Linked DNA regions of Homo sapiens: all the other regions are linked to region 1. Evidence: read pairs that join two places in POLR2A ChIA-PET (ENCODE). Cell type or tissue: PC-9. All regions are shown on one strand. Each heading gives the region's core, and the rest is flanking DNA. Links, peaks and the distances in the headings are about the cores only.

Evidence for each region. Peaks named below come from ENCODE experiments on the same cell type or tissue, not always from the same donor. Only the 100,000 strongest peaks of a DNase experiment are listed, where the experiment ranks them.
Region 2: POLR2A ChIA-PET joins it to region 1 with 5 read pairs; 3 of 35 experiments call an interaction of 5 or more read pairs at or near these places.
Region 3: POLR2A ChIA-PET joins it to region 1 with 8 read pairs; 1 of 35 experiments calls an interaction of 5 or more read pairs at or near these places.

The regions. Positions count from the first base shown.
Region 1 is chr17:78,733,388-78,741,244 of GRCh38, forward strand. The region is part of intron 1 of CYTH1 (cytohesin 1); the gene reads right to left. Among named protein-coding and RNA genes, the nearest start is that of CYTH1, 45 kb to the right of the region's middle. RefSeq lists enhancers at 440-499, 6,267-6,556. In PC-9, for the core only: no CTCF peak of the experiment used is centred there; DNase peaks (open chromatin) are centred at 2,604, 3,524 and 4,124; H3K4me3 peaks cover 2,638 bases; H3K27ac peaks cover 3,205 bases.
Region 2 is chr17:78,662,358-78,670,214 of GRCh38, forward strand. No RefSeq gene overlaps it. Among named protein-coding and RNA genes, the nearest start is that of SCAT1, 34 kb to the left of the region's middle. RefSeq lists enhancers at 3,925-4,536, 4,537-5,147, 5,148-5,758, 5,759-6,368. In PC-9, for the core only: no CTCF peak of the experiment used is centred there; no DNase peak of the experiment used is centred there.
Region 3 is chr17:78,861,226-78,869,082 of GRCh38, forward strand. All of the region lies in intron 3 of TIMP2 (TIMP metallopeptidase inhibitor 2), which reads right to left. It overlaps LOC124904068 (a long non-coding RNA gene), which reads left to right and starts at 1,000. Exons shown (of 2, transcript XR_007065924.1): 1 at 1,000-1,202; 2 at 6,749-7,005. RefSeq lists silencers at 1-73, 2,728-2,928 and an enhancer at 1,082-1,376. In PC-9, for the core only: CTCF peaks have their summits at 4,680 (motif pointing right) and 4,882; a DNase peak (open chromatin) is centred at 4,736.

The DNA of each region.
Region 1 (7,857 bases), core at 1,456-5,455:
AATCTACCTCGGGTACACTACCAATAGAGCCCAATTCACATTCCGGTCACCGGCTGCATCCTCAGCTCTTTTTTTTTTCTCTTACTGAAATACACAGATTCACTTCAGCTCAGCGTTTACTGAGCATCTGCCATAGGCGCAGCCTGTGCTTGGAGCTGGGATTTAAACAGCTCCAGTCCCTGGCCTGCACAGAAAGTGAAGGCCAGTGGGGACAGGCATGTAAGCCCGTAGCAGCAGCACACCCGGCCACAGCGGCCAAGTGCAGCAAGTACTCACAGAATTCCAGGCGATGCCAAGAGGCTTCAGAGGGGCCAACCTGTGAGCCAGAACTTGAAGGACCAACGGATTCCCCAGATGGACAAGAACAGAATGGTGTATACCAAGCAAGATAAAGTGTATGGAAGTGACAGAGGCCAGCAACAATGGGCACACCACAGGGCAAGGCCCAGGACACAGCAGGGCTGAACTGGCACCCTGAAGGGGGCTTAGTGTCTGCCTGTGAAGGGCCTCAGGTCCCACACCAAAGATTTTGGAATCTATCCCAAAGAGATGCCAAAGAGAGAGTTCAAAGGCAAATCAAGGCCGGGCACAGTGGTTCACGCCTGTAATCCCAGCACTTTGGGAGGCCAAGGTGGGTGGATCACATGAGGTCAGGAGTTCAACACAAGCCTGGCCAACATGGTGAAACCTCGTCTCTGCAAAAAATACAAAAATTAGCCGGGTGTGGTGGCATGCACCTGCAGTCCCAGCTACTCAGGAGGCTGAGGCAGGAGAATCGCTTGAACCCAGGAGGCAGAGGTTGCAGTGAGCCAAGATTGCACTCCAGCCTCGGCAACAGAGCGAGACTCTGTCTCAAAAAAAAAAAGGCAAATCAAGGGGGACTGACATTAACAAGATTAAATAGCTAAAAATAATAATAACTTATGGCAGTTAAGAAAATAGTGCCCAATTAATTAAACTGGTTAATTCTCACTAACACACATATACAGAATGAAAACTGACGAATGTATGTACCAATGTACCAATGTACCAGGTAAAAAAAAGCTTTTTTTTTTTTTTTTTTTTTTTTTAGAGACAAAGTCTCACTCTGTCACCCAGGCTGGAGTGCAGTGGTACGATTTCGGCTCAACGCAACCTCAGCCTCCTGGGTTCAAGCTATTCTCCTGCCTCAGCCTCCAAGTAGCTGGGATTACGGGCTCCTGCCACCACACCCGGCTAATTTTTGTATTTTTAGTAGAGACAGGGTTTCACCATGTTGGCTAGGTTGGTCTGGAACTCCTGACCTCAGGTGATCCGCCTGCCTGGGCCTCCCAAAGTGCTGGGATTATCAGTGTGAGCCATCGCGCCCAGCCAGAAAGCAATATTTTTAACCTAAAAATTGTGGGTTTGAGATTAATGCAGCAGAAGAGTCTGACTTCCTTAAAGAATATTTTCAAAAACCCCCACATACCCTTTCTTAGGCGTGTTCTTTAGGGCGTAAGTCTAGTTAAAAGCAGCTCTATGGAAAGCATAACTGACTCTTAACTTCTGCCCTCCCCTGGGATCTCAGGGACCTGCCAGAGGAAACTCCATTTGTCCCCCTCCTTTTACACCTACCTAAATGCCACTCTGTCTCTCACGGCAATGTCTAAGGGCATCTATTTTAGCAGTGGTTTAAAGGGCAACACTGCCTTCAGTCCCAGGTGACAACACAAGGAAATACCATGGGAGGGGGTAAGGGAAGCGAAGAAGCACCAGTTCTTTAAGGTTACTTGGTCAAAGCAAAGCTGTTCAGTAATTCTACCTCTAAGCTCCCGGCCCCTAACCTCATGCCCCACCCCCATCACTCCCACTGTTGATTAGGGTAGTTCATGTTGACTTTTGAAGCCTCCAGGATAAAAAGTGACTATTACACAGCACCTCCGGTGGGTCTGAAGCTAGGCTCACCCGGAAGGACCAGAAGCAAGTAAGCGTGAGGGACCATGGCCAGGCCCGGCTCACTCCTGCTGTCCCAGCATAGTCACTAGTGTCCTCTTCCACTCTCAAAAGTGTTCCCTTTGGAACTAGATCTTGGCTAGTGTGGACTCACCTTTCAGTTAGAAAAGCACCAAGCAGGCAGTTCAGCCCTGGCCTGGCACGTCCCCTCACTACTGACCCCTCTTCAGATACAGAAGTATCGTTATGGACACCTGTGCATGCTTCCCTCCCAGCGTCCCCCACGCGTGCTGCAGCTTTCAGTGTCGCCCGTGGACACTGTCCAGGATCATTTGCACTTAGAGGTGGGGCTTTCAAATGTGCTTTATAGTGAACCAGAGTGGGAAAAGCCTAAAGAGGACACCCAAGTTTTATTACAACTTTCACAAAATCCACTTGAAACATAGCCAGATATTTATTCCAAACTTAAAAATATCACACATTACCAGCTACAACCCAGTACGCATTTTACTATTTTGTCTTGCAGCATTACAACACCACCATCTGATAAGGTGCCACAATAAAATACAATAAAACACACACACATCCACAAACACAACTCCTGTGTTGACCCAGGGCTTTAAGACACAGCTCTTCAGCAGAATCTCTTGGGATTTAGAAGGCACAGCTTGTCATCCCATTACTCATAGCTCCACTGTTTACAGTACAGGTGTGGAGCAGATAAAGGAAGTTCTACAGACCCTGCCCTCCCAGGCTTCAAACAGTCCTCACCTAACAACCAAAGGGAGAAGACCACATCGTCTTTTCCCTTAGACACATTTTATTTAACAAAACAAGTACTATTTATCCCAAATCTCACTGGTTCTTTCAATCCGATCTCTAATGTCTTTACTTTTTAGTATCAGATTCTTTCTGGATATTTGTGGAATTCCCAGAAGTTCTGACCAACTGTTATTTTGATACAGGAAGTAGACACAATCACCAAGTATGAAGTGGAATCTACCAAGAAACACCCAAGGCGGAACTCTAACGAAAGCAAAGATTGGAGGAGAACTTCTTTGGTTTAAAAACACTGAGTTACCTTAATATCTCTCTCTCTTCTCGCTCTTTCTCTCTCTCTCCTCTCTCTCACTCTCTGACACACACACACATACACACACACACACCCGAGAGAGCCTCAGCTTCCTAACCACTAAGAGACTATGCAGTCTTTCTCCTGAAAACAGTAAGATAAAAACCAGAGTCTAGGTTGGTCCTTAACTCCTCCCCAAAAGGCTCAGTAAACTATCCTCACAGGATTTCACATACTAATGAAAAGAGATACCTAAAACTCCACTCCATATACCCCAAGCCGCATCAGTCCCGGCCGGGGGCTGCGGCTTTGACTCACCGTCCTCCTCTTCGGTTTTAAGGACCATCTTGTTTCCTTACAGCGGGACACGAAAAGTCCGTTCTGTGCTTCCAGGAGAGCGGTAACTTACTGGGAGCCAAGTTTTCCTGTGGGGTCTGACTGGGAGGGGCCGGGGATACCTGTGAAGCTGTCCAGCCACTAGGGCAGCTCAGAGCTGCTTCCTGAACAGACAGGCAATGGCTGGCTGCACGCCTGGGCCAATCAACCTCCAGCCTCCAAAGAAGCGGCACTCCCAGTCAGTGCCACCACCCAGTTCCTGAAGTCGAGCTCAAGCACCTTCCGAGTGTGTTAACCATCTGCTTCCCTGAAAGCAATCTTACACTGGAGTCAAACTAGTTTAGTAGCCACACTTCTAGTCTTTTCTCAAACTCAACCAAAGTCATAGCCAGGACTCACTGCTGTTTTTCTCTTCACTTTCAAGTACAGTTGTCCCTTGGTATCCAAGGGGGACTGGTGCCAGGAACTCCGATGGACACCAAAACCCACGGATGCTTGAGTCCTTAATTATTTGCACATAAGCTACACAAATCCACTCATATACTTTAAATCATCTCTAGATTACTTCTAATACCAAATACAATGTAACTGCTATGTAAACAGCTGTTATGCTATATTGTTTAAAGAAAATGAAAAGAAAAAAGTCTGTATGTATTCAGTACAGGTGTGACCTTTTTTTATTTTCCAAATATTTTCCATCCACAATAGGTTAAATCCATGGATGGGGAGCCCATGGAAAGCCGACTACATTTTCTTAAAATGGAATCATTAAAATCCCTGGTCCCCTCACAATGAGATAATAGCCCATTTCCCAAGAGCATGACTAAGAGATCGTAATCATTACAGCATGTTATGAGGTCACAGGCTAAAAGCAGAAAGCAGATATTAGAGGCAAAAAAAAAAAAAAAATCCAAGGGCCAAACTCCCAATCTAAGTTCAGTTTCATCTCCATTATGATTTCTAATATGCTGCACCCAAAGATTCTTGCCTGCACAGTCCTATCATGTTCATGACACATATTCATTGTTGAAGATTAGAAAATAGTAACAAGGAAAAAAAACACCTTAATCCTATCACCAAGAGATAGCCATTGGTGACATTTTGGTAGACATTTTCCAGACTTTTGTTATAAGTATTATATATATTCTCTCTCTCTTCTATAGATACACACACACACACACACACACACACGATATTTTATATGTCGTTTTATAGCTACTTATTTTTACTTATAACATTTTTTCATGACTGTAAATGGACATCTATCACATTTATTATTCTTCTCAGTCTAGACATAATATTTAACCAGTCCCATATTGTAAGACTTCTAAGTGATTTCCAATTCTTCTACGTATCTCAATACACGTGTGCACACGTTTCGGCACATCTCTTTAATTATCTCCATAGAAAAAAATTCTCACAAGTAGAACTGCTGGATCCAGACATAGCTTCCCACCTCATCATCGTAATAGATAACATTTATTGCATGCTTACTCTGTGCCTAGCTTGATGTGACCTAACTCATCTAATCCTGAAAACATCCCATGGGGTGAGTGTCCTCGCCATCCCCAGATCACAGATGAGGATGCTAGCACCCAGAGACGTTGCATGGCTTGCCAAAGCACGAGACCTGGCTGCAGAGCCCATCCTCCGCACCCTGCTCTCTGCTGGACTCCCAAACCCCTCTCCTATTAGTCTTCATTGTAAATGCAAACACCTGCAGCAGCTTTGCAGGAAGTGCTAGACTTTGGCCAAGTCTCACTGGGGAGCTGGGAACACACACATCTACAGCAAGACAACGGGGCGCTGTCTCCAGTCAGACTCTGAAGGTGCTGACATGACTCCAGGGCAAAGACTTCATCACATTCTCTTCTTTCTTGCCTAATAACAGTTGAATAAATACATATGCATATATTTAAAAAAAAAAAACACTTTGTTTTGTAGAGGCAATTAATATAAACCCAACGTGTCACCTTTTGGTTTAGTATGTCAAAATCACAGTTGTAAGTCCCAGCCTGCACCATTTCAAAACCTATGTTTAATGATTCCCAAACAGCATTTCTATCTTCTGGTATCAGGTCTGATTCACAGCCAGTGATCCCAACTTGTAAGAGGGCAGGTCACTTCTATTTTCTCCCTACTGTCAAATGGTATAGCGTTTCTCTGGAATAGACACCCAAAGGCAGAAAAGCTGGTCATGAGGCCTGAGTACTTAAAGCTTTCACAGATGCTGCCAAAGTGCTTGCCACGTCCCTGATGGGACCAAACTTAACTTCTGCCAGTCAGACAGTGGGAAACGGTTTCTCGTTGTTGTTGGTCATTTGCACTGACCTGATTACTGATGATGCTGATTATCTTTTCGTAAGTTTGAGGTATTTCCTCTTTCATGAATTGCTTTTTCAAAGCCTTTGCCCACCTTTCTATTGCTTATCATTTTTTAAATGATTTGTAGATTACAAATCCTTTGTATGAAATGTTACAAATATTTTGTCATAACCAGTCACTTGTTTTTAAAAAGTTTTTACAAAGATAGTTGTATCTTTTGTCTTATCTGTTTCGTTCAACATTCACTGAGCACATTAAGTGCCAGCCACTAGTGAGACATCAGAGGACTAAAGAGACAAAATGCCTGCCCTCGTGGCGTCTCCACTCTAACGAGATGGGAAAGGTGGGGAAACAAGTAAGTAAAATATGCAGTATGTCAGAAAATAAGTACTGTGGAGTGGGGGAAGTGGAAGTGCAGTCAGGGAAGGCCTCTGCTGAGAAGGGCCAGGAGGCTACTGTGGCTGGAGCAGGAAGAACAGTGTAGGGAGGAGTGGAAGATATGGTCGCAGAGGTGAGGAGGGTGGTAGGCGAACTGCATGGGGCCTTGGCAGCTATTTTAAGGACTCTGGTTTCCATTCTGGGTGAGATGCATAGCTGCTGCCAGGGTTCTGAGCAACAGAGCATTTTGTGGCTTCCTTTGTAACAAGACCACTCTGGCTGTGGGGAAGAACAGACTGGAGACAGCCAGCACAGGAGCTGGAGACCAGTTGGGGGGCTGCTATAGTCATCCAGGTGAGACGGGTTGGCGGCTTACTTGATAAAAGTGGCCATATTCTTGCTATATTTACTTTCAGGGTACAGCCAAGGATGTCCCAATGGAGTCCACGTGAGGTGTAAAAGAGAGAAGTCAAGGGTGACTCCGAGCTTTCTGGCCTGGCAAGTGAAAGAATGGAGCTGCTATCTTTTCTTTTTTTTTTCTGAGACTGAGTCTCGCTCTGTTGCCCAGGCTGAAGCGCAGTGGCGCGATCTCGGCTCACTGCAACCTCTGCCTACTGGGTTCAAGCAATTCTCCTGCCTCAGCCTCCCGAGTGGCTGGGATTACAGGTGCCTGCCACCATGCTGAGCTAATTTTTGTATTTTTAGTAGAGGCGGGGTTTCACCATGTTGGCCAGGCTGGTCTCGAACTCCTAACCTCAAATGATCCACCCACCTTGGCCTCCCAAAGTGCTGAGATTACAGGCGTGAGCCATTGCACCAGGCCTGGAGCTGCTATCTTCTGATATGCTGCCAACCAGGTCCCCCATCTCCACTCCCCACAGCCTCTGCCTTAAAGGCCCCATCATTCCTTCCACCCACCCATGGCCTCACAGGTCCCCTGCTCCTCCAGACCTTTTGACTTTGAGCTTCTGCTCCCACTATTCAATGCCTCATTCTTGTTATACTTCCAGTTCACATTCTCAAAAGAGGGACTCTGACTGGCTCGTTTAATAGCCATCATCCCTATTGGGCACAGCAGGCCACCTCATAGGCTCCTGGCCAGGCAGCGTCCCTTAAAGCTGGAAGCATGGCAAGGCATACCTGGCTCAACACCACACTGTCATCTCTAGTACAACAATTACCACTGTTTGTTAAAAAAGGAAATAATGAATCTCATGTCTCCAATTCCTTAAAATAGACATTTAACCACTGCATCACCAAATTGTATGTTTCACTCACTCATAAGTGACCATATAATTTATCATCCATATTGAGATATTTTTGAGATTGCAAATGGGTACTATTAATAATTACATCAGGCAGTCAGCATAAACTGGGATTGTCTCTGGGAAACTAAAACATATAATAACCCAACTCATGAGGCATATCTATAACATCAATCCCAAACAGAGTGTTAGATTACTACGTATTTATTTAAATGGAAGCTTTTAAAAAGTTTCAAAGTACACTTTAAAATAACTAAAAAAATAATGGCACATTACAAAACCAGAACAATAATCTAGGGCCTCAGAGCAGTGTCTGAACAAATGATATCGGAAACATACAGGAGCTAGCACAGGCCCTATGAAAAGCAATAAATCAACAAAGTAGAAGAAAACACTCGTTCGTCATTCACATTAAAAAGCACACATTAGGCCATTTTGATGCAAGTGTTGTTGATTCAAGACATTTTATATTTTTAATTAATAAATCCCTTAAATAGATTTTAGCCTCACCCCCTCCAGCAATAGATTAGGTGGGAATACACAAGCATGTAATGGTCTAAAATGTTT
Region 2 (7,857 bases), core at 2,382-6,381, 70 kb before region 1:
GATGAAGAACTGAATGCTTTCCCCTAAGATCAAGAGCAAGACAAAGAACTCATCCTCACCATCTCTATTCAGTATTGCACTAGAAGTCCTAGTCAGTAGAATAAGGAAAGAAAAATAAATAAAGGCATACATAAGAAAGTAAAAGGAAAGGAAGAAATAAAACTGGCTTTACTTGCAGACAATATGATCGTCTATGTAGAAAATCGCAAGAAATATGCAAAAAAGCGATTAGAACTAATAAATGAATTTAACAAGGTTGCAAGATATAAAATCAATTAAAAATCAATCAAAAAATCAATCATATATGTATATACTAGTAACAAACAAATAGCTATTAAACTTTTAAAGTAATGGTATTTATAGGCTGGGCGCAGTGGCTTATGCCTGTAATCCCAGCACTTTGGGAGGCCGAGGCAGGCGGATCACTTGAGGTCAGGAGTTTGAGACAAGCCTGGCCAACATGGTGAAACCCCGTCTCTACTAAAAATACAAAAATTAGCCAGGCATGGTGGCAGGTATCTGTAATCCCATCTGAGGCAGGAGAATCGCTTGAACCCGGGAGGTGGAGGTTGCAATGAGCCGAGATTGCACCACTGCACTCTAGCCTGGGTGGCAGAGCAAGATTCTGTCTCGAAAAAAAAAAAAAAAAAAAAAAAAGTAAAAGTATTTATAATTTATAATAGCATCGAAATGGATGAGAAACTTAGGGACAAATTTAACAAAATATGTGCAAGACCTATAAGGTAAAAACTGTAAAACATTACTGAGGGAAATTAAAGAAGACCTAAATAAACGAAGAAATAAGCCCTGTTTATGTATGCATCAGAAGCTGCAATATTGTTAGATGTCAGTTCTCCCATGATTGATCTAGAGATTTAATGTATTCCCAATCAAAATTCCATCAAGCATTTTATGGAAATTGATAAGTTGACTTTAAATTTATATGAAAATGAAAAAGACTTAAAATGGGCAAAATGATTTTGAAAAATTGGAGGACTTTTTACTATCTCTGACTGCCAAACTTGCTATAAAGCTACAACAATCAAGGCAATATGGTATTGGCATAAGTATAGACAGAGATGGATGAAACAGAGCAGAGGGTCCATACAGCCAGTATGGAGAAAGGCATGGAGGTTCCTCAAAAAACTAAAAATACAGCTACCATATGATCCAGCAATCCCACTGCTGAGTCTGTACCCCAAAGAAAGGAAATCAGTAGATCAAAGAGATACCTGCCCTTACATGTTGGTTGCAGCTCTGTCCACAATAGCCAAAATTTGGAAGCAATCTAAGTGTCCATCAACAGATGAATGGATAAAGAAAATTTGCAGATTTTCTGGGTCTTTCTTCTAGATATGGTGAGAACTTTGCTCCTTCTAGCTTTCTGTATCCTAAGTGGAAGCCAGAACACATATTCTATTTATTTTTTAAAATTAGAAGGAGGCTGGGTGCGGTGGCCCACGCCTGTAATCCCAGCACTTTGGGAGGCCAAGGCAGGCGGATCACCTGAAGTCAGGAGTTCGAGACCAGCCTGGTCAACATGGCGAAACCCCGTCTCTACTAAAAATACAAAAATTAGCCAGGCGTGGTGGCAGATGCCTGTAATCCCAGCTACTCGGGAGGCTGAGGCAGGAGAATCGCTTGAACCCGGGAGGCAGAGGTTGCAGTGCACTGGTATTTCAGGAAGGTGCCCCCTCAAGTCTCCATGGTATCCCTTGGGCCCTGAACAGGGGGCTAATTTGTCTGCACCTTGAGTGAGGCCAATGGGCTCGGGCTGTGATGTGTGATGTCTGCTGTCACCGACGGTGCCCAGCACAATGTGAGAACTTAGTGGTCTCCACCCCTTTTCCTGTGACCGAAAGGGTGCACCAGATGCTATGGAGCAGACACACACAAGTTACCCTTGAACAAGGCAGCGTGCAGAGTTCAGAAACCAGTAGCACAAGCATGGGGCGGGGGCGCTGCTCTAAGACATCATCAGCATGAATGGGCGAATACCTGACAGGTGTGAGTGGATTCGGTTCGGTGTGAGTTAATAGCATTGCGTCACACAAGCACCTGAACAAAGCTGATGACATCGGGGGGCTCTCGGGTGAAGGAAGCTGGGGTCCCGGTTTTAGGGGAATTCCTCCTCCAGGAGCCCTCCTGGCGTCTCTCTTTGCCACCCAGCCCCAGCTTAGGATGGAGGGCCCTAGGCTGGGTTCCTAAGGCCCCGGGTGATTCCCTGAGGCGGCCATCATCCACATACATGCACGCTTGTCTGCCTGTGGACGGTGTAAAGCCCCTCGAACCCTCCCACGGGCCGTCCTTATCTCTGTACCCACGGGGCTGGTGTGCACTAGAGCAGTGTTCCACCAATAAATGAGAAGGCGCTTTGAAGAATGAGCAGGCGCTCACCTGGCTGGGAGAGGGGTGGGCGAGACCCATGGCTGGGAATGAGCAGGGCTAAGGCAGCAGCATTCCAGGTCCCCTCAGTCCCATGGCTGGAGCAGGGCTGTCGGGGGAGGCTGCAGGAGATGGAATGGGGAGGCCAAAAGGGACTCCAGCCTGGGAGGTGCAGTCTCCCCCTCTAAGGAGTTTGGGGCTACCCCATTGTCAGGAAGGTGTTTTGAGGGGTTTCCAGGAGGTGGCTGGTGGGACACAATCACATTATCTGAGCCCTGAAAAGACCAGGCAACACCATGGGAAACTGGCTGGAGGGAAACCAGTGTGGAGCCTACTGTGGTCCCGGGGCGGGAGACCAGATCCTCTCTGGGTGTTCGTGGCTGTCCGTGGTGTCCAAGGCACCAGGGACAAGGCTACGCAAGGGGCACCTCTAGCTCATGGCGGATAGTTCCGACGCTGCAGCCGTCAGACGTGTTAAATCACACAGGGCATGAACCGGGAAACATGAAATCCACCCTCAGCTTCAATTGCTCCAATAATTATTTGTTAGCTCAGAAGTTCAAGACATTTGGAACAGGTCCAACAATGATGTCAACTTAGTTCCCATCTCTGAATCTGTGGTGGAGAAACCTGGACACTGGAAACAGGGTGGGTTTGGGGATCCGGCTGACCTGGGGCCCAATTCTGACTTCCCTGTTTCTGCGAGCCCCTGGATACGTACGTTTCTAAATGTCTCTGAACCTCGGTTTTCCTGTCTTTATCATTCGTGCATTCATTCATGACATTGTCATTTATTCAACAAATACGTACTGAGCACCTACTATCTATCAGGCACCGTTCCAAGTACAGGGAATATAGGTGTGAAAAAAAGCTCCTGCCCTCACTGATTTTACATCCTGGGACAGGGAGACAGAGGAATAAGTCATGAGGTGCCACTGGGCAGGGAAGGGGCTGGGGAGAGCTGCGGGCGGCTGTGATCGTGGTAGCAATGAGCCCTAGCAGCACTGCTTTCATCTCGGGGCTGCTATGAGGACTGAGTTAGAGAATGGGTGTTAGAAGAGGGCTGGCACCTGCCGGGGCCCAGCATCTCATCCTGCACCAGCCTGGTGGGAAGGCTTGATTCCCTTCAAGTATCAACAGCCATGGAAGCTAAATCTCGACCAGACCTCGCAAGGAGATTTAAAAGGAGAAAAGAAAAAAGGCATCATTCTGAATAATTATTCCTCAAAGCCGTCCCTGTGGCGTGCTGATAACCTATCGGGTCACATGTGGCAGTTTACTTTAAAGGCAAAGGGGTTTCCAAATGAACCTGCCCGGGCGGGGAAGCTCTTGTGGTTCCTGGCGGCATCCTGTCCCTCAGTAGAGAATCTTATCACGACTTCCTCAGGCTGTTGACATTCTGATTAGTGTGCAGTCCACAGACATCAAAAAGGACAAGGATGGATTCTGAAACCAGGAAGTTTTACTGACTGTCTTGCTCACAGACATTTTAGCCTGTATGTTGTCATCTGCAGTCAGTGACTGTAACCTCTGTATTGTACCGTCCAGTGAAAAGGACAGCTCCAATGTGAGGAGTCCCCCTCTACACTCTCCTCTAAAAGGCTTCCAGCTTGGAGCAGGCCCCAGGACACGCCCACCTTTGTTGGCATGTCTGCCGGGGTTCATCCTCACTTCCGGTTTCCAGTAAACCAGATCACAGTATTTCTGCCTCAGCTACTCTCTGCCTATGGGGTAACCCTGCTCTGCCAGAGCAGTCAAAAAAGAAAAAACATTGGGAAAAAAAAAAGGAAGAATATTATTTCTGCCTCAACAGTCTTGATTTCGGTCAGCAGGAGGCTGCGGTGGGATAGCTGGGAGCACATTTGGGGTGGTGTCAAGTGTCACCATGGAGGGGAGGTTGAGCTTGATCCTCTAGATGTGACACTGGCCGCTGGTCTGGGAGTGAGGGTGGAGAGACAGGCTGGTGCCTTGATTAGCGCCAGCAGCTCGCTGCTGCACTCAGGCCGGAGCTGCCAGAGACAGCCCTCAAGGACTCATTGTTGGTTGAGCAACGCAGAGAGTATGTGTGGCCCCAGGGCAGCCGGGCCCCAGGGCCAGGTTACTTAGGGGTGTATGTCTGCTGCCTGAACCCTGAAGGCCAGGTGGTTAGCCCAGGCCATGTTGCCCAGCTGTATTCATTCCTTTTCACTCTGCTGGTAAAAACATACCTGAGGCTGGGCATTTACAAAAGAAAGAGGTTTAATTGGACTCACAGTTCCACGTGGCTGGAGAGGCCTCACCTTCATGGCAGAAGGCAAGGAGGAGCAAGTCACACCTTACGTGGATGGCGGCAGGCAAAGAGAGAGCTTGCGCAGGGAAACTCCCATTTTTTAAAACCATCAGATCTGGTGAGACCCATTCATTATCATGAGAATAGCACGGGGAAGACCCGTCCCCACACTTCAGTCATTTCCCACCGGGTCCCTTCCACAACACGTGGGAATTATGGGAGCTACAAGATGCGTTTGGGTGTGGACACAGAGCACAGCCAAGAGCAGGTGTCCCTGAGAACCCAAACATCCTGGGGAGGCCCCGAGCACTGGGGCTCCCTGCCCCACCCAGGGCAGGACGTGAGCAGGACCTTTTGACATGGAGGCAGAGAAACACTTCCCAAGAACCTCAGAGGGTGGGCTTGGGAGGGGTGGCCAAAGCTCCTCCCCCCAGGCCACCGCTTCATGCGTGGAGTTTGTATCCTGCAGCTTTGCCAAATCCACTTATTACCTCCCCGTTTTTTTGTGTGTGTGTAGAATCTTTAGGGTTTTACATATATATATGTGTGTGTGGGGGGTGTGTGTGTGGGGGTGTGTGTGTGTATATATGTGTGTGTGTGTGTGTGTGTGTGTGTGTGTGTGTATATGTAAAATCATGGCATGGCAAACAGAGATCATTTTACTTTTTCCTTTCCAACTTGGAGACCTTCTTTTTCTTGCCTAATTGCCCTGGCTAGAACATCCAGGACCATGTTGAGGAGAAGTGGCAAAAGCAGGCATCCTTGTCTTGATCCTGATCTTAGAGGAAAAGCTTCCAATCTCTCTCCGTTGAGTATGAGGTTGGCTGTGGTGTTTTCATAGATGGCCTTGTACTGTGACAGGTCCTCCACCAGGTTACTTAAGGGCATATGTCTGCTGCCTGAACCCTGAAGGCCACATGGTGAGTCCACGCCACGGTGCCCAGCCAAGGAGTAGGTGTCCCTGAGAACCCACACAGCCCAGAGAGGATCTGAGAACCCGCCAAGGAAAAGTCCCATGGCACACACACACAGTAGGCAAAGAGCCAGAAAATCAGCGTAAAAGCAGCCTAGAGATGGGGGCGGCGTGGATCTCTCGAGCTGTCCTGCTGCTGTCCGGCAGTGCCCTGTGTGCGGGTCCCCATCAACTCTGCTACTCACCAGGCTGGACTTGCCCCAGTCCTTCTTTGGGGCCTGGGAAGGAGGGGACGATACTGTCTCAAGTGTGTCCCGCAGTAGGCCTTGCTTGTGTTGAAAGGGTTCCTTCTGCGCCTGCCCCGTTGGGTGTATTTCCTGGTGGAGTTTCATTTCGTCCAATGCTTTTCCTGCATCGATGGAGATGATCACCCCGTTTTCTCCTTCATTCTGTTAACGGTGTAGATCACACTGGTAGATGTTTGTGGGTTTGTGGCAGGCCAGGCTCACTAACGCAGGCCTCCATAACAACTGTTTCAGCACTGACCACGTGGTGAAGTTAAATATTAAAAGCCGGCCGGGCACGGTGGCTCACGCCTGTAATCCTAGCACTTAGAAGGCCGAGGCGGGCGGTTCACGAGGTCAAGAGATCGAGACCACCCTGGCCAACATGCTGAAACCCCGTCTGTACTAAAAATACAAAAATTAGCTGGGCATGGTGCCACGTACCTGTATTCCCAGCTACTTGGGAGGCTGAGGCAGGAGAATCACTTGAACCCGGGAGGTGGAGGTTGCAGTGAGCCAAGATCATGCCACTGCGCTCCAGCCTGGCGACAGAGTGAGACTCCATCTCAAAAAAAATTAAAACAAAAATAAAAGCTGAGAGAGCTGGCCCCCTTATACAAAGGCTGGGATGTAACAAAAGCCTGCCAAGAGTTTTGCCCAGGCCTTTCCTGGGCCTTAAAGCATGAAAAATAACAAAGGAATTCTTAACATGACCCGTTTAGGACTAAACAAGTTTTACTGAGGCCATGAACCACAAGCCCTTCCCCAGGTGGACCATTGGGAAGCCACATGTGACCAGTAGGTGGTCACTCATCTTTCTGCAGAGCTCCCAATGTGACCAGCCAGCTCCCCACCTGCCGGCCATTATAAGAGTCATCCTCTTCTTGACACCTCCAGAAGAGAACCTGGATTTCCAGCCCAAGTCTGTCCTTGTCGGCTGCCCAGGCCCAACACTTAGGACTCATCCTGATTTCTCCTTCTCCCTCCATTTCTACCTCCAAGTTCTGCTGCCCCTCCCTCGAAGGCACATCATGAATTTTTAATTGTCCCCTACACCTCTCTCACGGTTGTCCCAGTACAATCCCCATCACCCCCAACTGAGTCATGTCACAGCCTCGTGCTGGCACTGTCCTCCCCCAACAATTCTCCCTCCAGCAGCCAGAGTCCCTCTCCAGCCCCCAAGCTCCACGCCACCTCAGACGTCCCCTACCATGGCCCTGGTCCCGCTCCATCTGGCCCCTGCTGACCTCTCCTCTGCATCCCCTGCCACCCCAGGCCTTAGCCAGCCCATCCCAGCAATTCCTTCAGGATCCCTCCACCCCACCACTAGCTACCCTACTCTAAGCGGCGCCCCGGGCCCTTGCCTGGTGGCCTCCTCTTCAGCTCAGCAACCTCTTCTCAGTGGGGCCTTCCCTCATCAGCCCGTTCAAGTTACCTCCTCCGCTTGCTCTTTCCAATAGCCGCCCACCTGTTTGCTCCTGGGGTTAGCCCCCCACACCCCGGGATCACTTCACTCAATTTTCTCATGTCTGCTCTACCCAGACTCTGAGCGCCAGACACGGGTTCTCACTGCTCCCAGTCTCCACCTTTGGCGGCCACAGCCTTTCTGCCGACCTAGCATCCATTCTCCACCCTCTGCTTGCCGGCGTCCGGCCCACGGTACCCCAACTGTGTCTGCAGGATGTGTGCCCAGCCCCAGTGAGGCATCAAATGGGCCTAAGCGGAGGATTGGCTGAGAGGTGGAGACGAGACCCAGGGTGATGCTGAAACGTAAGGACACGTCTGCAGGGAATCCGGGGAAAGACACTTCCTCCTTGATGAAGGGAGGCAAGCATGGGGGGCCCTGGCTGCCCCTCGCTCCCTGCTCCTCCTTCTGAGTGCCACTGTGTGAGGATATGGTATCCCCTCCTTCTAACTGTGCCACGACCGGGTCAATATGAGTGTTCCAGGAGAGCGGAGGAGGAGGAAAGCTCCGGGTTACATCCCAGGGCAGCCGAACAACCTGG
Region 3 (7,857 bases), core at 2,382-6,381, 130 kb after region 1:
GCACCTGCCACTACAGACAGGCTGAAGCTCTATCCTGGCTTCCCAGCTTCTATGGTGATTTCCACTGTATGTATCACTTGACCAGCATTAACTCCCACTTTCTATTAGATTTGCCTTTCTTCTGCATCTCGCTCCTTAATCAGAGAGTACGTATAGAGAGTAAGGGCTGTGTCTTAACCCTTTTGTTTCCACAGTTCCCTGCACATAGTAATTGCTCAATAAGTTTACTGATGAGACACACCCGTGCTTGTTCTAATGATATGCTTCACATTCTGCCTTTTCCTGCCATCTTCTCTTTTGGCCTTTTACCACCAATTCTGGCTTCCTCAGGAGGTAAGCAATGGCAGGAAGAAGAGATGAAGTGAAAATTGTATTTTTTCTTTTTTTTTTTTTTGGAGACGGAGTCTTGCTCTGTCACCGAGGCTGGAGTGCAGCGGTGCCATCTCGACTCACTGGAACCTCTGCCTCCCAGGTTCAAGCATTCTCCTGCCTTAGCCTCCCAAAAAATTGGGATTACAGGTATGCGCCACCACCCATGGCTAATCTTTGTATTTTTTAGTAGAGACACGGTTTCACCATGTTGGCTGGGCTGGTCTTGAACTCCTGACTTCAAGTGATCCACTGCGCCCAGCCAAAAAATTGTATCTTTTCAATGGTCCTAGTTATTGGGCTAACATGAACGTGGCTGTCATGTATAAATGTGAAGAGAGGACCGCCTCTGGTCTGATTAAGACTTGGTTGGGTGTACACACCGTGAGCATCTGCAGCGATGTTCTACTTATGTCTGTCTCCGAGAAAAGCGAGGCATGAGTCTGGGTTACAGAAAACCGGGAATTAAAATTTGTAACGAAGGGTTGTATGTTTATTTTTCCTTTTGGAGAAGAGGAATGTAGAAGAAAATTACAGGGCCAACTCTGTATGAGTCTCCTGGTGCCCGACTCGACACGTGAGACTGAGTCATCGGTCCAGGAGGAGGTGGCCCGCTCAGGCCATGCGGTCACTCACTGGCCACAGCCAGCCAGAGCTGAGTGGTTCACTGTGCCCTGTGATTTCTGGTTAGCCCCTGGATAAAGGGTCTATCCTGACTCGAGGCAAACTGGATCTAGGTTCCTGCCTCGGGAAATAAATGCCAGATTCAATGTGGAGTCATCTGACCAAGGCTGGGAAAGAAGTCAGATGAGAGAGGTTCCTCTCGCCATGAGGTGAGTCAGCCACTGTGGCCATTAACAGCTTCACCCCTGCTCCCCCTCCCAGGGAGAGGAGGATGAAGTAATGCAGCCTCATTGGTGGAGAAGATACACAGCCAGCTGGCCACTGGGCAGGTCTCACAATCTTTGTTGATTTTTAGAAACAGGAAGTCCATGTGCAGATTTGTTACATGGGTATATTGTGTGTCCCTGAGGTTTGGCATATGAACGGATCCATCGCCCAGGTAGTGGGCATAGCGCCCAATAGGTAGAATTTTTTCAGCCCTTATCCTGCTTCCTCCCTCCCACCTCCTTGTATTCCCCAGTGTCTCTTGTTCACATTTTTATGACCATGTGTACCCAATGTTTAGCTCCCACTTTTAAGTGAGAACATGTGGTATTTGGTTTTCTGTTTTTGCACTAGTTCCCTTAGGATAATGGTTTCCAGCTGCACTCATGTGGCTGCAAAGGACATGATTTCCCTCCTTTTCACGGCTGCGTAGTATTCCGTAGTATATATACACCACATTTCTTTATCCAAGTCACCATTGATGAGCACTTGGGTTGATTCTGTGTCTTTGCTATTGCAGATAGTGCGGTAATGAACATACGGGCGCAGTGCCGTTGAACGATTTATTTTCCTTTGGGTATACACCCAGCAGTGGGATTGCTGGGTCAAATGCTAGTTGCTTTCTCAGTTCTTTGAGAAATCTACAAAGTGTGCCCCACAGTGGGTGAACTCGTTTACATTCCCACCAACAGCGCATAAGCGTTCCTAAGCGTTCCCTTTACTCCATAGCCTTGCCAACATTGGTTTATTTTTATTTTTTATTTATTTTTTTTGGGTGGGGGGACAGTCTTGCTCTGTCGCCCAGGCTAGAGTGCAGTGGCACAATCTTGGCTCACTGCAACTTCCGCCTCCCGGGTTCAAGTGATTCTCCTGCCCCAGCCTCCCAAGTAGCTGGGACTGCAGGCGCCCGCCACCATGCCTGGCTAATTTTTTGTATTTTTAGTAGAGACGGGATTTCACTGTGTTAGCCAGGATGGTCTCAATCTCCTGACCTCATGATCCACTCGCCTCAGCCTCTCAAAGTGCTGGGATCACAGGCGTCAGCCACTGCGCTGGGCTGTTTTTAACTTTTTAACTAAAGCTCTTCAAAATCTTTCAATGTCAGCTTTCTACCGAGGATCCCGCCACAGGTCCAGGGAGCAATGCCCTTTCAGCAGAGCCTTCACGCTCATTCTGCTACAGGCTACCCTAGCCCTCCTTAGACCTTCAGTATGACTCTCTGTATCGACTCACCAGCTTTTCATGCAGTGCTGTGCTGCGTGTATGGGTCACTGTCATCTCCAGTGTAAGACATAAAATTATCAGCTACCCTTGAGTGGGGCCTGACCAAGATAACCAGCATCTCTGTGATCATCATTTCTGGTCTCCTACTCCCACTTTCATCCTCTCAACAACCCCTCGTGGGGCAGATACTACTGTCATCATCCCCCATGTACGGATCGGCATGGGAGGCACAGACAGGTAAAGTTACTTGGCCAAGGACATTAACGAGTCAGGTGTCAGAGCACACATTCGAACTCGAGCAGGTGTTTTCAGAGCCTTCACTCGGGCATCTCATTGTATTTCTTCACATCTTTTCATGACACTTAGTCGTTATCTTTTTCTCTTCTAAAACAGAGACAGGGTCCCGCCCTGCCACCTGGGCTAGAGTGCAGTGGTGCAGTCCTAGCTCACTGCAGCCTCAAATGCCTGAGCTCAAGAGATCTTCCTGCCTCAGCCTCCCAAGTAGCTAGGACTACAGGTGCACATGACCACACCCAGCTCATCTCTTCTTTCCTTCCTTCCTTCCTTCTTCTTCCCTCCCTCCTTTCTTCCCTGCCTCTCTCCCTCTCTCCCTGACTCCCTTCACTCCCTCCCTCCTTCCCTTCCTCCCTTCCTCCATGCCTCCCTCCCCCTTCCTCCCTCCCTTCCTTCCTTCCTTCCTTCCTCCCTTCCTGTTTTGTAGAGATAGGGTCTTGCTATATCGTCCAGGCTGATCTTGAACTCCTAACCTGAAGCCATCCTCCTGCCTCAGCCTCCCAAAATGCTAGGATTACAGGTGTGAGCCACTATGGTCAGCCCATTTCCTTATTTTCTTTATGCAATAAACTGTTTGCACTTGGCACCTTTAGTTCTGTGTCCTCATCAAAACCTCGTGCCTCCTCCTTGAGATACTAAGTAGTATCTGAGTTAAAAAGTTAATGGAAATGTTAACAATTTGAAAACATATATAGAATTCAACTTAGAAGAGTATTACATATTTTGGAAACTTTAAAATGTATGCACATAAAAAGAAATAAAATCTACCAGCCGGGTGCAGTGGTTCAAGCCTGTAATCTCAGCACTTTGGGAAGCCAAGGCAGGCGGATCACCTGAGGTCAGGAGTTCAAGACCAGCCTGACCAACATGATGAAACCCCGTCTCTACTAAAAAAATACAAAAATTAGCTGGGCGTGGTGGTGCATGCCTGTAACCTCAGCTACTCAGGAGGCTGAGGCAGGAAAATTGCTTGAACCTGGGGGGCGGAAGTTGCAGTGAGCCAAGATCGCGCCACTGCACTCCAGCCTGGGCTTTGTTGCCTCCGTCTCATAAATAAATAAAATAAAATAAAATCTGACCCATGCTACAACATGGATGAACTTGAGGACATTATGCTAAGTGCAATGCTTCAGCTATGGAAGGAGGTATGACTCTACCTGTACGAGGTGTCTAGAATGGGCAAATTCATGGAGACGAAGTAGAAAGGTGGTTGTCAGGGGCTGGGCAAACAGAGGAACAGGGAATTATTGGTTAATGGGGAGAGAGTTTCAGTTTGGGATGATGAAAAACTTCTAGAAATAGATAGTGATAGTTACACAACACTGTGAATGTACTTAATGCCGCCCAGGTGCGGTGGCTCACACCTGTAATCCCAGCACTTTGGGAGGCCGAGGTGGGCGGATCACCTGAGGTCAGGAGTTCGAGACCAGCCTGGCCAACACAGAGAAATCCCGTCTCTACTAAAAATACAAAATTAGCCAGGCGTGGTGGCACATGCCTGTAATCCCTGCTACTCGGAAGGCTGAGGCAGGAGAATCACTTGAACCCGGGAGGCAGAGGTTGTGGTGAGTTGAGACCACGCCATTGCACTCCAGCCTGGGCAACAAGACAGAAACTCTGTCTCAAAAAAAAAAAAAAAAAATTAGCTGGGCGTGGTGTTGGGCACCTGTAATCCCAGCTACTTGGGAGGCTGAGGCAGGAGAACTGCTTGAACCCGGGAGGCAGAGATTGCAGTGACCCGAGATTGTGCCACTGCACTCCAGCCTGGGCAACAGAGAGAGACTCCATCTCGAACAAAAACAAAAACAAACAGAGAGCTTCAGCATGGGCGAGGATTCAGCTGGGTATGTTTGGACACCGGTGCTGGCTCAGACCAAGGTCACTTTTGCACCCAAGAGTCCTTCCGCAGCGCTGCAGTTTGGCCAGAAAGCCCCTAGAGGGCAGTGTGACGAAACTGAGCTGGGACGGCTGGGACTTACTTTAAAGGCTGTTCCCTGTGGATAGGAACAAACAGGATGCAGAAAACTGGAAGTAAGTTCCCTGCACCACGGGGGATTCTGTCTCCTTTCTTGTCTCTCCAGATTTTATTTTTCTGATGACAAACGTAATAAATGCCATAATTTTAAAGGTTTAATACAGGAAAGAACTGAAAAGGAGACACAGCAGATGCTGACACGCTGGGAAATTTCCTCCCGTGCTCTGTTCTGTGCACAGCTGCAGCAGCCCCCGAATGCCACACTGCAGACCATGCCTCTGCCACGCGCCACCGTGCGTGCTGTGCGGCCACCCCAGCTCTCCTGCCTCCTCTGTGTTTTTTTTGAGGGCATTAGTTAGCTGGTAAGATCTTTGCACCACAGGTGGTTTTTGTCCCTCTACCCTTCTCCATTTGATTTTTTTTTTCTTATTGTAAAAATCATAGATAATACTGGGCGTGTAAAATGGTGCAGCTGCTTTGGAAAACGGTCTGCCAGCTCCTCAAATGGTTAAACCTAAAGTCACCCAACCCCTCCCCACCCCCGACCCCACCAATTCCACTGCCAGGGATACACCCAGGAAAAATGAGAACAGGTCCCTGCAAAATCTCACACACCAATGTTCATTGCAGTATTTGTCACAATGGCCAAACGGTGGCAACAACCCAAATGCACATCAAATGATGACCGGATAAACAAAACGTGGTCTATCCATACAGTGGAATACTCAGTCATAGAAAGGAATGAAATTCTGATACACACTGTAACATGGATGACCCTTGGAAACACGAAAGAAGCCGGTTACACAGGGTCACACGTATGATTCCGTTCCCAGGAAAGCCCAGCATAGAGAAATCTATAGAGACGGGAAGTATACCAGTGGCTGCTTAGGGCTGGGGGAGGGGGAGGGGAGTCAGGAGGGTAATAGCTCAAGAATACAGGATTTCTTTTTGACTGTAGTGATGGTTGCAGAACTCTGTGACATACTAAAACCACTGAATTGTAGGCCGGGCGCGGTGGCTCACGCCTGTAATCCCAGCACTTTGGAAGGCCTAGGCGGGCAGATCACCTGAAGTCAGGAGTTCAAGACCAGCCTGGCCAACATGGTGAAACCCCGTATCTACTAAAAATACAAAAATTAGCCAGGTATGGGGGCACACATCTGTAATCCCAGCTACTTGGGTGGCTGAGGCACGAGAATTGCCCAGGAGGCAGAGGTTGCTGTGAGCCAAGATCACACCACTGCATTCCAGCCTGGGCAACAGAGGGAGACTCTGTCTTGGAATGAGAATAAGAAAAGTGCTCATAATAAAACATTTTAGGAAGTCCAGAAATGCATCTTAAAAGGGGGGGAAGTCTCCTATTATCCCCAAGGAGAGGGATAGAAGTCTTGATGACCGAGATACCCAGCAAAGCAGGAGCTGTGAGCATGTTAAGGAAGGGAGGGAAGATCTTACCCAAGGGGAGATAACAGGAGTCTTCCCTGCCCAACTCACAGCCCTGCATCTTCCTCCCTGCAATGACCTCCTCCCCATCCATAGGCAAGGACACCACCTTCTTCCAGCAGCAAGTCTGTCTAGACCCTTGGACCTGTGAGAGTCTCTCTTCCTTTTGTACCTTCTTTTTTTTTTTTTTTTTTTGAGATGGAGTCTCACTCTGTCGCCCAGACTGGAGTGCAGTGGCACGATCTCGGCTCACTACAAGTTCCGCCTCCCGGGTTCACGCCATTCTCCTGCCTCAGCCTCTTGAGTAGCTGGGACTACAGGCGCCCGCCACCACGCCCGGCTAATTTTTTTTTTGTATTTTCAGTGGAAACGGGGTTTCACTGTGTTAGCCAGGATGGTCTCAATCTCCTGACCTCATGATCTGCCCGTCTCGGCCTCCCAAAGTGCTAGGATTACAGGCGTGAGCCACCTCGCCCGGCCCCTTTTGCACCTTCTAAGCATTCACTTACTATTCACAATTCTCCACAAGCAAAATCTATTTTCTTTCTTTTCCAGTCTCCCCATTCGGAACATCTGTGTGCTCCATGATGACCAGAGCCAAGGATCTCACCGTGGGAATCTCCCATTGTCTCTAACACGGGGCTGGGCACCTAACAGGTGCTCACTAAGCACACATTGATTTTTAGAAGGGAAAAAAGTACATGTCACCTAAACCAGAAGAAAATCCCCCAATCATGGATATTTGGATTTGGAGTATATGTTTATGATTACAGTTGCCTTTTGGAACAAACTATAGTACCAGGCTAGGGGAATTGTCTTGTCTCTTCTTTCTTTTCTCTTTTTTTTTTGTGAGATGGGGTCTTGCTCAGTCACCCAGGCTGGAGTACAGTGGCGTGATCTCAGCTTGCTGCAATCTCTGCCTCCTGGGTTCAAATGATTCTCATGCCTCAGCCTCCTGAGTAGCTGGGACTACAGGCACTTGCCACCACGCCCAGCTAATTTTTGTATTTTTAGTACAGACAGGGTTTTACCATGTTGGCAAGGCTGGTCTTGAACTCCTGACCTCAAGCAATCCGCCCGCCTCAGCCTCCTACATTGCTGGGATTACAGCCATGAGCCACTGCACCAGGCCTTGTCTATTCTTTTTTTCTTAAGTTTGTGATCAGATTCCTACTTCCCCAGGGAGGAGGGGAATAATGTTCCTTAACTGGCTGAGTCAGTGCCATGCTAGACTGCGGCTGCCGGCCACATGTGGCTGTTTACATTTATACTAAAATTACTTGAAATGAAATAAAATTTAAAATGCAGCTCCTCGGCTGCACTAGCCATATCTCGGGTGCTCATGAGCCACAAGGCTGGGGGCTGCTGGACTGGATGGTGCAGAGACCGCTTCCATCACTGCAGAAAGCTCTTTGAGCCCAGTGGTTCTCAAGCAGGGGCAATCTACCCCACCTCCCCTGGGCACATGTGGCAATGTCCAGAGACCCCGCGACTGGAGCGGGTGCTGTGGCATGTAGAGGGTGGGGGCCAGGGATGCAGCTGAATATCCTATAATGCATAAGGTAGGCCCCCACAACAAAGAATGGTCCATCCCCAAATGTTAATAGTGCTGAGATTGAGAATCCTGTCCTGGCCTCCTGTGGTTCAGCCTAGCTGGGCAAGCA